Regions from separate parts of the Homo sapiens genome. Here region 2 is linked to region 1. A link is an interaction called in ENCODE POLR2A ChIA-PET data of the cell type or tissue named here. Cell type or tissue: PC-9. All regions are shown on one strand. Each heading gives the region's core, and the rest is flanking DNA. Links, peaks and the distances in the headings are about the cores only.

The links. ChIA-PET counts read pairs that join two places held together with the same protein. Peaks named below come from ENCODE experiments on the same cell type or tissue, not always from the same donor. Only the 100,000 strongest peaks of a DNase experiment are listed, where the experiment ranks them.
Region 2: POLR2A ChIA-PET joins it to region 1 with 7 read pairs; 17 of 35 experiments call an interaction of 5 or more read pairs at or near these places.

The regions. Positions count from the first base shown.
Region 1 is chr15:75,890,541-75,895,923 of GRCh38, reverse strand. UBE2Q2 (ubiquitin conjugating enzyme E2 Q2) reads right to left here. Exons shown (of 13, transcript NM_173469.4): 11 at 4,910-5,005. It also overlaps the pseudogene RN7SL510P. Among named protein-coding and RNA genes, the nearest start is that of FBXO22, 11 kb to the left of the region's middle. In PC-9, for the core only: no CTCF peak of the experiment used is centred there; no DNase peak of the experiment used is centred there; H3K27ac peaks cover 623 bases.
Region 2 is chr15:75,835,711-75,841,093 of GRCh38, reverse strand. No RefSeq gene overlaps it. Among named protein-coding and RNA genes, the nearest start is that of UBE2Q2, 5.0 kb to the left of the region's middle. In PC-9, for the core only: no CTCF peak of the experiment used is centred there; no DNase peak of the experiment used is centred there.

The DNA of each region.
Region 1 (5,383 bases), core at 271-5,270:
CAAGAGCAACCTTGTACGTATATCTGCTGAGTACTGGTAAAAATGTCCTAGAGTAGAGCTGCTGTGTCAAAAGATATATATGTGTAATTCTGAGATATTGCTAAATTGCCCTCTACATAACTGCACAAATGTGTCTGCCCACCAGCCATCTGTAAGAGTGCCTCGATGCAGCCTCACCAATGCAGTACTTCAAACATTTGTAGATTTCTGACAATATACTAGATGGACTCCCAGTATAGTTTTGATTTGTATTTCTATTGAGTGAGACTGAGCATGTCTCCATTATGTTCATGAGCCATTTATTTCTATTTCTGTAAACAGACTTTTTATACCCCCTTTTCCTATTTTTTTTTAACATGTTAAATTTATGTAAGGACTTTTCCTATTTTTCTACAGGGTAGTCTTTTTCAACATCTAAGAGCTCTTTAAAATAGTAAAGCCGGCCAGGCACGGTGGCTCACACCTGTAATCCCAGTACTTTTAGAGGCTGAGGCAGGTAGATCACCTGAGGCTGGGAGTTCAAGACCAGCCTGACCAACACGGAGAAACCCCGTCTCTACAAAAATACCAAATTAGCCAGGCGTGGTGGAGCACACCTGTAATCTCAGCTACTTGGGAGGCTGAGGCAGGAGAATCGCTTGAACCCAGGAGGCAGAGTTTGCAGTGAGCCCGAGATCGTACCATTGCACTCCAGCCTGGGCAACAAGAACAAAACTCCATCTCAAAATTTTTTTTTTTGAGACGGAGTCTCGCTCTGTCACCCAGGCTGGAGTGCAGTGGCACAATCTCGGCTCACTGCAAGCTCCGCCTCCCGGGTTCACGCCATTCTCCTGCTTCAGCCACCCCAGTAGCTGGGACTACAGGCGCCCGCCACCACGCCCAGCTAATTTTTTGTATTTTTAGTAGAGACAGGGTTTCACCGTGTTAGCCAGGATGGTCTCGATCTCCTGACCTTGTGATCCGCCCACCTCGGCCTCCCAAAGTGCTGGGATTACAGGCAAAAAAGTTTTTGTTTTAGTACTTTCACAAAAAGGACAAAAATAAAAGAAACAAACTGGACGTAAAAACTATACATACCCTGAAACTCCCAAATGACTGTGAAGCAGTCACTTTCCAACCCTACTGCCCACCACCCAGAATACAAGGAGAAAATAAGAATGTTGGCCTTCCCCAGTCTCAATTATCAGTAGCAAGGTACTCAAAAGCCCAGTTTAAACAAATGTTTCTGCAGAGACTTTACTGTACTGGGGGTCTAGCCCTTCCTATTCTTCTAACTCACTGATTTCTGCTTGTATATCTTTAATAATTTCCCCATTCTGCTTTCCTTCAGGTTCTTTTAAGAGATGGAGTCTTGCTCTGTCACTCAGACTAGAGTGCAGTGGCTGGATCTCAGCTCACTGCAACCTTCACCTCCTGGGTTCAAGGAATTCTCCTACCTCAGCCTCCTGAGTAGTTGGGACTACAGGCGCCTGCCACGATGCCCAGCTAATTTTCATGTTTTGTTTTGTTTTGTTTTTTTTACAGAGATTGGTTTCACCATGTTGCCCAAGGTGGTCTCGAACTCCTGAGCTCAGGCCATCCACTCATCTCAGCCTACCAAAGTGCTAGGATTATAGGAGTAAGCCACTGTCCCTGGCCTCCTTCAGGTTTTTTTTATTGTCCTTTCTAACAATCAGAGGCTTGATTCATTTTCATTCTTTTCTTAATGGCACAAGGATTTGGCAATGAACATTCCTCTGAGCTCTCCTTTAGTCTCTGATAAGTAATGATTGCATTATTGCTATTCTCTAGATATTCTGCAGTTTTAATTTCAAATCCCTGTTTGACCTAAAGGCTGTTTGCATGAGTTATACAATTCCAGAAAGAAGTATCTGTTTTCTGGTTTTATTATTAACTTATAGATTTAACTAAGATCAGAGAATGACACTGTCCTTTTCTGTTTTTCAGTATTTGAAGTGTTGTTCATTGAAAAAGATTAGCTTCTTGAATGTTCCAGACAGGAAGAGGGAGGGAGAGGAGGGGAGAAAGGAATAGATAGAATTTTAGTAATTTTAATTATGGTTCAATTCTAAGCATTTTAAAATTTCATTTTACTTTTTAAAACTATGATTTACAAGTGTGTTTAATTTCCAAATTCACATAGCTTTTTGTTAATCTCTTCATTATTGCCTTCTAACCTTAATTGCTTCATATTTAAATTATATGGTATGTATGGTACCAACTGTTTTTAAATCGTCTGATTTTATGGATCTATAATTAATTTTTCTCCCATAGTCCATATATGCTTGAGAACGATCTATATCTAATTATTGGGTACAGAGGTCTATATTTGTCTATTATACCATGCCTGTTCACTGGTTGTTCAAATCTACATATGGGCATTCTGTTTATCTTACTAGTAGTACACAGGGTATGTTGAAATCTCCAACTGTGATGGTGGACTTGTCAACTTCTCCCTGTGGTTTTATCAGTTTTTCCTGGGTATTTTGAGGCTATTCTGATAGGTACATAAAATACAAAAATTGCTATATCCTCCTAATTAACACTTATTATCAAATTGTTACTAATGCTTTCTGTTCCAGAATCCTATTTTGTTTGATACTAAAGCTGCATCATTTGTTTCTAGTTAATGTATACTGGCATATCTTTATCACTCTCCTTTATAAAAACTTTCAACCTTTTTGTACCTTCATATTTTAAATATATAGATTAAAACAGCTGGATTTTATTAATTCAATCTAACTGGTAACTTTAGTCCATTTACATTTGTTGTGACTGATTTATATAGACTTGCTTCTATCACCTTTACAACTTCTATTTCTCTCACTTTCTAGTGTAATTCTAATATCTCCTCCTGGGATTCCACTAAGACATATTTTAGACCTCATTCTGATCTCTCCCCACCAACCCCACCAACTTCTGCCCTATCATCTATCCTCATGTCTCTCTGTGTAACATTCTAACTTATTTTTTTGAGATAATCATCTAATCAATTAATTCTCTTCTGGTGTCTAATCTACTGAGTTTCTTATTTCAACAATTACATTTTTTATTTTGAGACAGAGTCTCACTGTCACCAAGGCTGGAGTGCGCAAACATGCCTCAGTGCAGCCTCGGTCTCCTGGGCTCAAGTGATCTTCCCACCTCAGCCTCCTGAGTAGCTGAGACTATAGACAGGTACCCCATACCCAGCTAATTGTTTTTTTAGGGTGGGGGGCGTATTTTTTGTGTAGACGAGTTCTCACCATGTTCCCCAGGCTGGTCTCCAACTCCTGGGCTCAAGCCATCCTCCTGCCTCGGCCTCCCAAAGTGTTGAGATTACAGGCGTGAGCCACCATACCCATCTACATTTTTTAATTTCTGTAAGTTCTATTTCATCCATTTTCTTTTCAGGTCTTCTTCATCATTCCTGGTGGTCTTGCTGCTTGCTCAATTTTATGATTCCATCTTTTTTTCTTTATATTAGATTTCACATATAACTATTTTCTCACAATTCTAATATCTGAAGTCTGTGTTCTGTATCTGATAATTCCAAAACCTACTGTCCTTGGGAAACATATCTATTATTTATTATTTCTGACAATTCTCAAATATGTTGGGTTGACTATTTGAATGCTATGATTTGAGTGAATTCTTTTAATCTTTGGGAATCCTACAGGCTTAAATTAGAGATGCTTTCCTACAAAAAGTATCTGTGTCTGCTTCTGATGACAGCTGTGGATACAACTAACATGAGACCACTTTACCATCTTGCACAATCCTGAGATTCTCCAAGAGATCTGGCTCCCCACCCTTGCTCATTTATACACAGAAGACTAGACTGCTTAGTATAGGTAGTGACTCACTTCCTCCTACCCTGGAAAAAACAAAACAGATCTCTCTTCTGAATGTGATCACAGTCTAGGGGATTCTGTGGGAGAATAAGTGGAGGTTATGGGCAGCAGGGAAAGACAGATGCCTTTCCTGATCATAGAAATAGGTCAGAAGCTGCCCTAAAGACTGTGTGCTCCAGGATTTCACTATTTAACTCAACTACCATTCCCTCCATAGTGAATGGAAGCTTCATAAAGCACCATCTTGCCTTTAAACCACAAATTCTTGCTAAAAGTCATGGTAACAAACCTCCGGCTTTGGAAGGCTGTCTCACTAATGTCCTAAAATTAACATTACAGCCTATGCTTCAGGTTAACTGAAAAGAAAACCAGCCTGAACAACATCCTTATGTCCCATGGCTTGCTCTCAGCTCCTCTTGGTTGGGCCTAGGGCAGCCAGACTGTCTAGTTCCAATCCTTGTTCTGCCACTTGTCACCTCAGACAAGTTATCTAACTAACTTCTGTATGCTTCAGTTACCTCATCTACAAAATGCAGATAATAATAGCACCTATTTTTTAAGTTATTAAGAGGATTGAGTTAATAAAAAGATTTAAAAAAAAAAAACTTGGTAAGCATAGGCACAGAGAAAAAAAAAAGTAAAAATAAATGAAAAGACTAGAGCCTAGCACATAAAAGCTTACCAGGAATTAGTTCTATAACATGAACTCAATTTTTTAAAACTTCAAAGTACATATAATTTTTAATTTACTACACTATACATACTAATAATAAGTTTACAACTGTAAACATCTGTTTACAAATAAGTTTTTGTTTACAACTGTAAACTTATAATGTTTATCTACAGCAAATATAACAGACTAAAAACAGATACGAAATCATTAAGTGATTATCAATTAGTATCTTTAATTTTCTTATAATTCCATATTTTCTATAGATCACTTTTGTAACAAGAAGAAAACAAACCAAATGAAAATGAAACTATCTCAAAAAAGAATTAAGTCAAGACAGGAAGAAAGCTTATAAAGTAATATAAAATGTATCTTATGGTTTATGTAAAATTCTTAACAGAAGTACCTTATTTGCTCCAAACTGCACTCTGGCTTTGCCTTTGACTAAGGTGGCATTTATTTGCATGATGACCGATTCTATTGAGTAGGCACTGCTCCAGCCCTACAGAAGAACAAAGTATCTCTAAAATACAGTAGTATTTCTGATTCCCACTTGGGAAGGCCTAACAAAATGGTATATAACTCAACAGCAGCAAATCAGTGTTAAAAAGACTGTAGTCAAGGGGAAAAAGTAAAATTGGAACATTTCCAGAATCTCACAAAAAAAAACAACAAACCAATGTTCTAAGTGCCCAACATGAGCAAATTAGAACCTTAAATAAAGGTCACTCTTAATGCCTATCCTAGCATAGATTCAGCACCAAGTACAATGTCATTTTATTGGTTTACCTTTTTCATTCTTGAAAGTAGACGCTATTTTAAAAATAAACTAAAATTTAAGAGTAGGAGCTATTAAAGAATTTTCTACTTACAATCTAAT
Region 2 (5,383 bases), core at 211-5,210, 55 kb after region 1:
GGACAATAAGGAAATAAATTACTTCACATAATAGGAAGTCCAAAGACAGAACAGTCTCCAGGATTGGTTGACCTGAGCTTTCATGTCATCAAAAGTCCAAATTCTTTCCATCTCTTTTGTTGGGTTGAGAGCAAGGTGGCTGTAGCTGTTCTTGCAGTTCACATCCAGACATGAAAATATCCAGAGGCAGAAAGGACATTTTCTTCTATGTTTCCTTCTAACACATGGGAAGCTTTCCAAGAATCTTCCCAGCAGACTTCCCTTAGTGTGTCCTTGGCCAGAAGTGTGTCACATGCCCACCCCTAACCAATCACAGAGAAGTAGATGGGATTACTCTGGATTTCCAACCTGCTGGGATGGAATGGTTGCTGGGGAGTCACCATAGTCTTACACAGACAAGTAAAGACAACATCAGATCATATGTGATATGAGGTTCAAACTACTGAACTACATTTCAGGGGAGGAAGAAACTAATTCCATGAATTATTTGCATGAAAGTAGGGCCATATTCAGAGGATATTCAAGAGCCCATTTGATTGTAGAGTACAGCAAGGGGCCAAGAGAAAGATAAAGTTGAGATATTACTTTTGATCAGATTTTGAGCCCTGAAATACCATGCCACAGACTATAGTATAATAGTTTCATTTGGTGAGAGGCATCACTTTTTTTTTTTTTTCGAGATGGAGTCTCGCTCTGTCACCAGGCTGGAGTGCAGTGGCACAATCTCAGCTCACTGTAGCCTCTGCCTCCTGGGTTCAAGTGATTCTCCTGCCTCAGCTTCCCGAGTAGCTGGGACTACAGGCATGCACCACCGTGTCCAGCTAATTTTTGTATTTTCACTAGAGACAGCGTTTCACTATGTTAGCCAGGATGGTCTCGATCTCCTGACCTCATGATCTGCCCGCTTTGGCCTCCCAAAATTCTGGGATTACAGGCGTGAGCCACCGCGCCTGGACAAAAGTCATCACTTTTTTTTTCTTTTTTTTTTTTTTGAGATGGATTCTCGCTCTGTCGCCCAGGCTGGAGTGCAGTAGCACGATCTTGGCTCACTGCAAGCTCTGCCTCCCGGGTTCATGCCGTTCTCCTGCCTCAACCTCCCAAGTAGCTGGGACTACAGGTGCCCGCCACCACGCCCAGCTAATTTTTTGTATTTTTAGTAGAGACAGGGTTTCACTGGAGTAATCACTTTTAAGATTAATCTGGGCCAGGTACAGTGGCTCATACCTGTAATCCCAGCACTCTGGGAGGCTGAGGCAGACGGATTGCTTGAGTCCAGGAGTTCGAGACCAGCCTGGCCAACATGGCGAAAACCCATCTCTACTAAAAATACAAAAAATTAACAAGGCATGGTGGCACGTGCCTGTAGTCCAGCTACTCGGGGGGTGAGGTGGGAGAATCACCGGAGCCCAGGGGGTCGAGGCTGCAGTGAGTCAAGATTGCACCACTGCACTCCAACCTGGGCAACCAGAGTGAGACCCTGTTTCAAAACAAAACAAAAACAAAAAAAAAAACAAAAAAAGAAAGATTAATCTGGCATTCATATATAAAATGGATTATAGTGGGCTTAGAAGTATGCAGCCACCGAAAAGAAGCAAGAGACCTGGATTCTACATCTGGCCTGCCATTAATTCAATGGGGCAAGTCATACTCAGCTCTGAGGCTCCTTAGCTGCAAACAATGAAGAGCCTTTGAATCAGTCTGAGTCAAGAGTGAAAAAAATTGAAGTACGGGAAATGGCAGTAGAAAGAACCACACTAGGGAATCAGTGTGGAGTAGAACTGCTAGATCTTAGAAATGACGGGAGGATAGAAGGAGAGAGGGGAAATTTGTTTAAAGTAACACTTTGAAATTTCTAGAGCAGATGGCAGGGAGGGAGTGATGCCATTGACACATCAAGAAAAAGATGTTGAATTTGGTGTGCTGATGGAACGTAGGTAGAGAGTTTGTATCTTAAGTTTGAAGTTTATGAGGGAAGTCAGAGCAAAGGACACATAATTGGGTCAGCCACACAGGTGGGTGATGGTGGAAGCCATGCCATAGGTGTGATCATTGAGTCACAAGGGAGGGAAGACAACCTGGGATGTTGAAGGGACCCTGAGGAAGGCTCACCATTGGTGCTTGAGTGGGAAAAGAGTCATTTGAAGAAGTCAGAGGATGACTCATGTTGAATTTTTATGGAAGGGACAAGTTAGTTCAGGACCAAGAAAAGGCCATAGGCTTTAGGGATTAGAAGGTCAGTGGTGCTTCAGAGAAAACCATTGCAATAGCATGGTGGGCATGAGGTCAAAGTGATGTTAAAGTGAAGAGAATGTACCTAGTCTACTTTCTTGAAAAGTTTCAGGGTGTTGAGAAAGAGAAATGGAATAATGGTTTGCAATAGCAAAGCAAAGGGAAGCTTTTGTGTTTGGTTAGGTTTTTATTATAGGACAGACAGAGATGGACTCACTATGAAATAAGCTTCAGGGCCCCTCGCAGTTACACAGCCCCCTTCTAAGTAAGTATTAACTTTTCCCCCTTAATTTGATATTTGTAATTTTGTATTTTTTTTTGAAGAAGAAGAAGACTCCCAAGATTAAATAAGCTTTAGGCCCTGAAAACCCTGGATCTACCTCTAAGGAGAGAACCATTAACAGGCAATGAAGACTGGATACGAGAGAGGAGAAAAAGCATGCTACTGGGTCCTGGAAGGGAAGAGAAAACATGGGATAAAGAGTTACTCATAGAAAGGAATGCCCCCTCCATAGAGGATAGGGTTGGGGGAGAGAATTGGGGAAGACACAAAGAAATGTTGAGTTAGACTAGAGAGTTGTTGAGAGACCTCATACTGAATGGATAACATGAATTTCAGCAAAACAAGATTGGGGATTAGTACGATAGATAAAAACAGAAGCCAGAGGACAAAGAAGTACTAAAAAAAAAAAAATCTGCTTGAAAACTCTGATCTTGGAGTCTCATCTAGAAGTGCATAAAGGACCGTGAGACTAGGATGGGTTGGGAGGCTGGAAGTCTCCAGGAAGACAGAGCAGGTTCAGTGTGAAAGGAAATATGAGAGCTGCCACAGCCTGCACAGTGGAAGAATTTCAGACTTCAAGAACTTGAATGCATGCAGCCATAAACAAAGAACAAGATCATGTCTTTTGCAGGAACATGGATGGAGCTGGAGGCCATTATCCTTAGCAAACTAATGCAGGAACAGAAAACCAAATACCGCATGTTCCCACTTATAAGTGGGAGCTAAATGATAAGAACACATGGACACAAAGAAGGGAACAAAAGACACTGGGGTCTACTTGAGAGTGAAGGGTGGGAGGAGAAAGAGGAGCCAAAAATATAACTATTAGGTACTGGGTTTAATACCTGGGTGATGAAATAATCTGTACAATAAACCCTATGACATGAGTTTACCTATGTAACACACCTTCACATGTACTCCTGAACCTTAAATAAAAGATTTTTTTAAAAAAAGAACATGAATGTGGAAGAATGCCCAATTATATGTTCCATGCTATTCTGGTCTAACATATTCTTTAAGGCCGTGTTCAAATGCCATCTCCTTCAGTGAGCCTTCCCTAGTCCCCTATATTGAATTTTAGTCCCTCCTTTTCCTGAATTTCCCAGTACCTTGTCTATTACAGCACTTATTTAACTCTGCCTTTGTTATGACTAGCTGGTTTCTCATTTGTCTCCTCTGCGAGATTATGAACAACTTGTCCTAATCCTCTTCATGTCTGTAGCACATAGCCTGGTTCCTGGGACATAGAAAGCACCCACTAAATGATCGTTACGTGAATATAGCCTACTGAAGGTGAAACCCATGTAACATCCTTACTTAGAAAGACTGCAAGTAAATTGTGAGAGAAGTGATCTAGTTTGACTAAAATGTCAGGGAAGTGGTGAGGACCTCTCCCTGTCTAAAGTGAGCACACATCAGCATGTGGCCACTAGGCCCAGACAACCACAGCACTACCCAGGAGGCACAGGAAACTGAGCCCATCCCTGTTGAAATGAACAAGTGACTCATTATTCAACTGCAGCCAACTCAGCCAGAAAGTTTTTCTAAGCTACAATTTTCACAAGTTTGGACTCTGGCTTATAACAAAACTCCTATCTTTGATTTTAGTTTTAGTTAGCAACACTCATCATTTCTCTCTTGCCTGTATTATAAAGGGCTTTCAGACCAAGATGTAAACACCTTGAAGTGGTATGAATTTGGGATATATGCATATGAATGTTATTCTGGGGAGAAGATCTAAAGCACCACTGTCCAATAGAACTTTCTGCAATGATGGAAAGGTTCTATGCCTGCCACAATATGGTAGCCACTAGCCTCAGGTGGTTACTGAGCACTTGAAAAGTGGTTAGTGTGACTAAGGAACTGAATTTTGTATATGTGCTGTCTAAGCAAGCACTGAGGAACTGAATTTTGATTTTATTTAATTGTAATTAATTTAAATTTAAGTAGCCACGTGTGACTGCTGCCTACCATATTGGATAGCACAACACTAGATAATTCTATCATTTTATAATAATATCACATAGAGCTTGATATAGCCATGTCCATCCTTCCTTACCCCTTGAGAGCAGTGACGAGATGTTACTAATTATATCCTCAGTGCTCAGCACATACTTGCCTGACACATACTCAGTTCATAATAAATGTTAAATGAATGAACAAAAAAATTTCACATTTTCTCTGAACTTAGTTTTCTCATTTCCAGAATACAGAGGGTGTGTTCTGAGATTTCTTCTGGCTCAAAAAAAAAAATTCTCTTTAAAAATATTTGTTTGTTCAACACATATTTGTTGAACACCTGCTATGTCCTAAACTACTACTTCTTTGTAGCAACCTAGGAAACCATCATTATGCCCCTAAATAACTGAGTTTCAGAAAAGGGAAGTAATTTGCTTTAGATTATGCAATAAATAACTGATAAAGCCAAAGTTTTAACCCAGGTCTGTCTGTTTCCACCAGTGCTGCTTCTATATAAATTACAATTTTTAATGTAAATATTATAGATAAATATAAAATAGCAAATAAATTAGCATTGAGTGGGCAGGGTGGCATAGGAACTTCACTGGATTGGAATATTTATCTTCCTCTTGGGAAGAGCCATGTTTCTACAGATAGAGTCTTGATTGTTGAGTGAGAGACATCAGCACTTTCAGGAAGATCACCTGGGCCACTGAGAAGGAAGGATGCTCCTCCAGAGTGGGAAGCCCTCCTGACTCCAGTGATGCTGATGATGGGGGCTGGGGGTATCAGCCTGGCGTCTACTGTGGTAAATTGCTAGGAACCTTTCAGAGCATTACATCCTCTCAGTCATCAGCATATGAAAGCCTCAAATGAAAGATTTTCTCCTCATCCTTCCAGTCACATTTATAC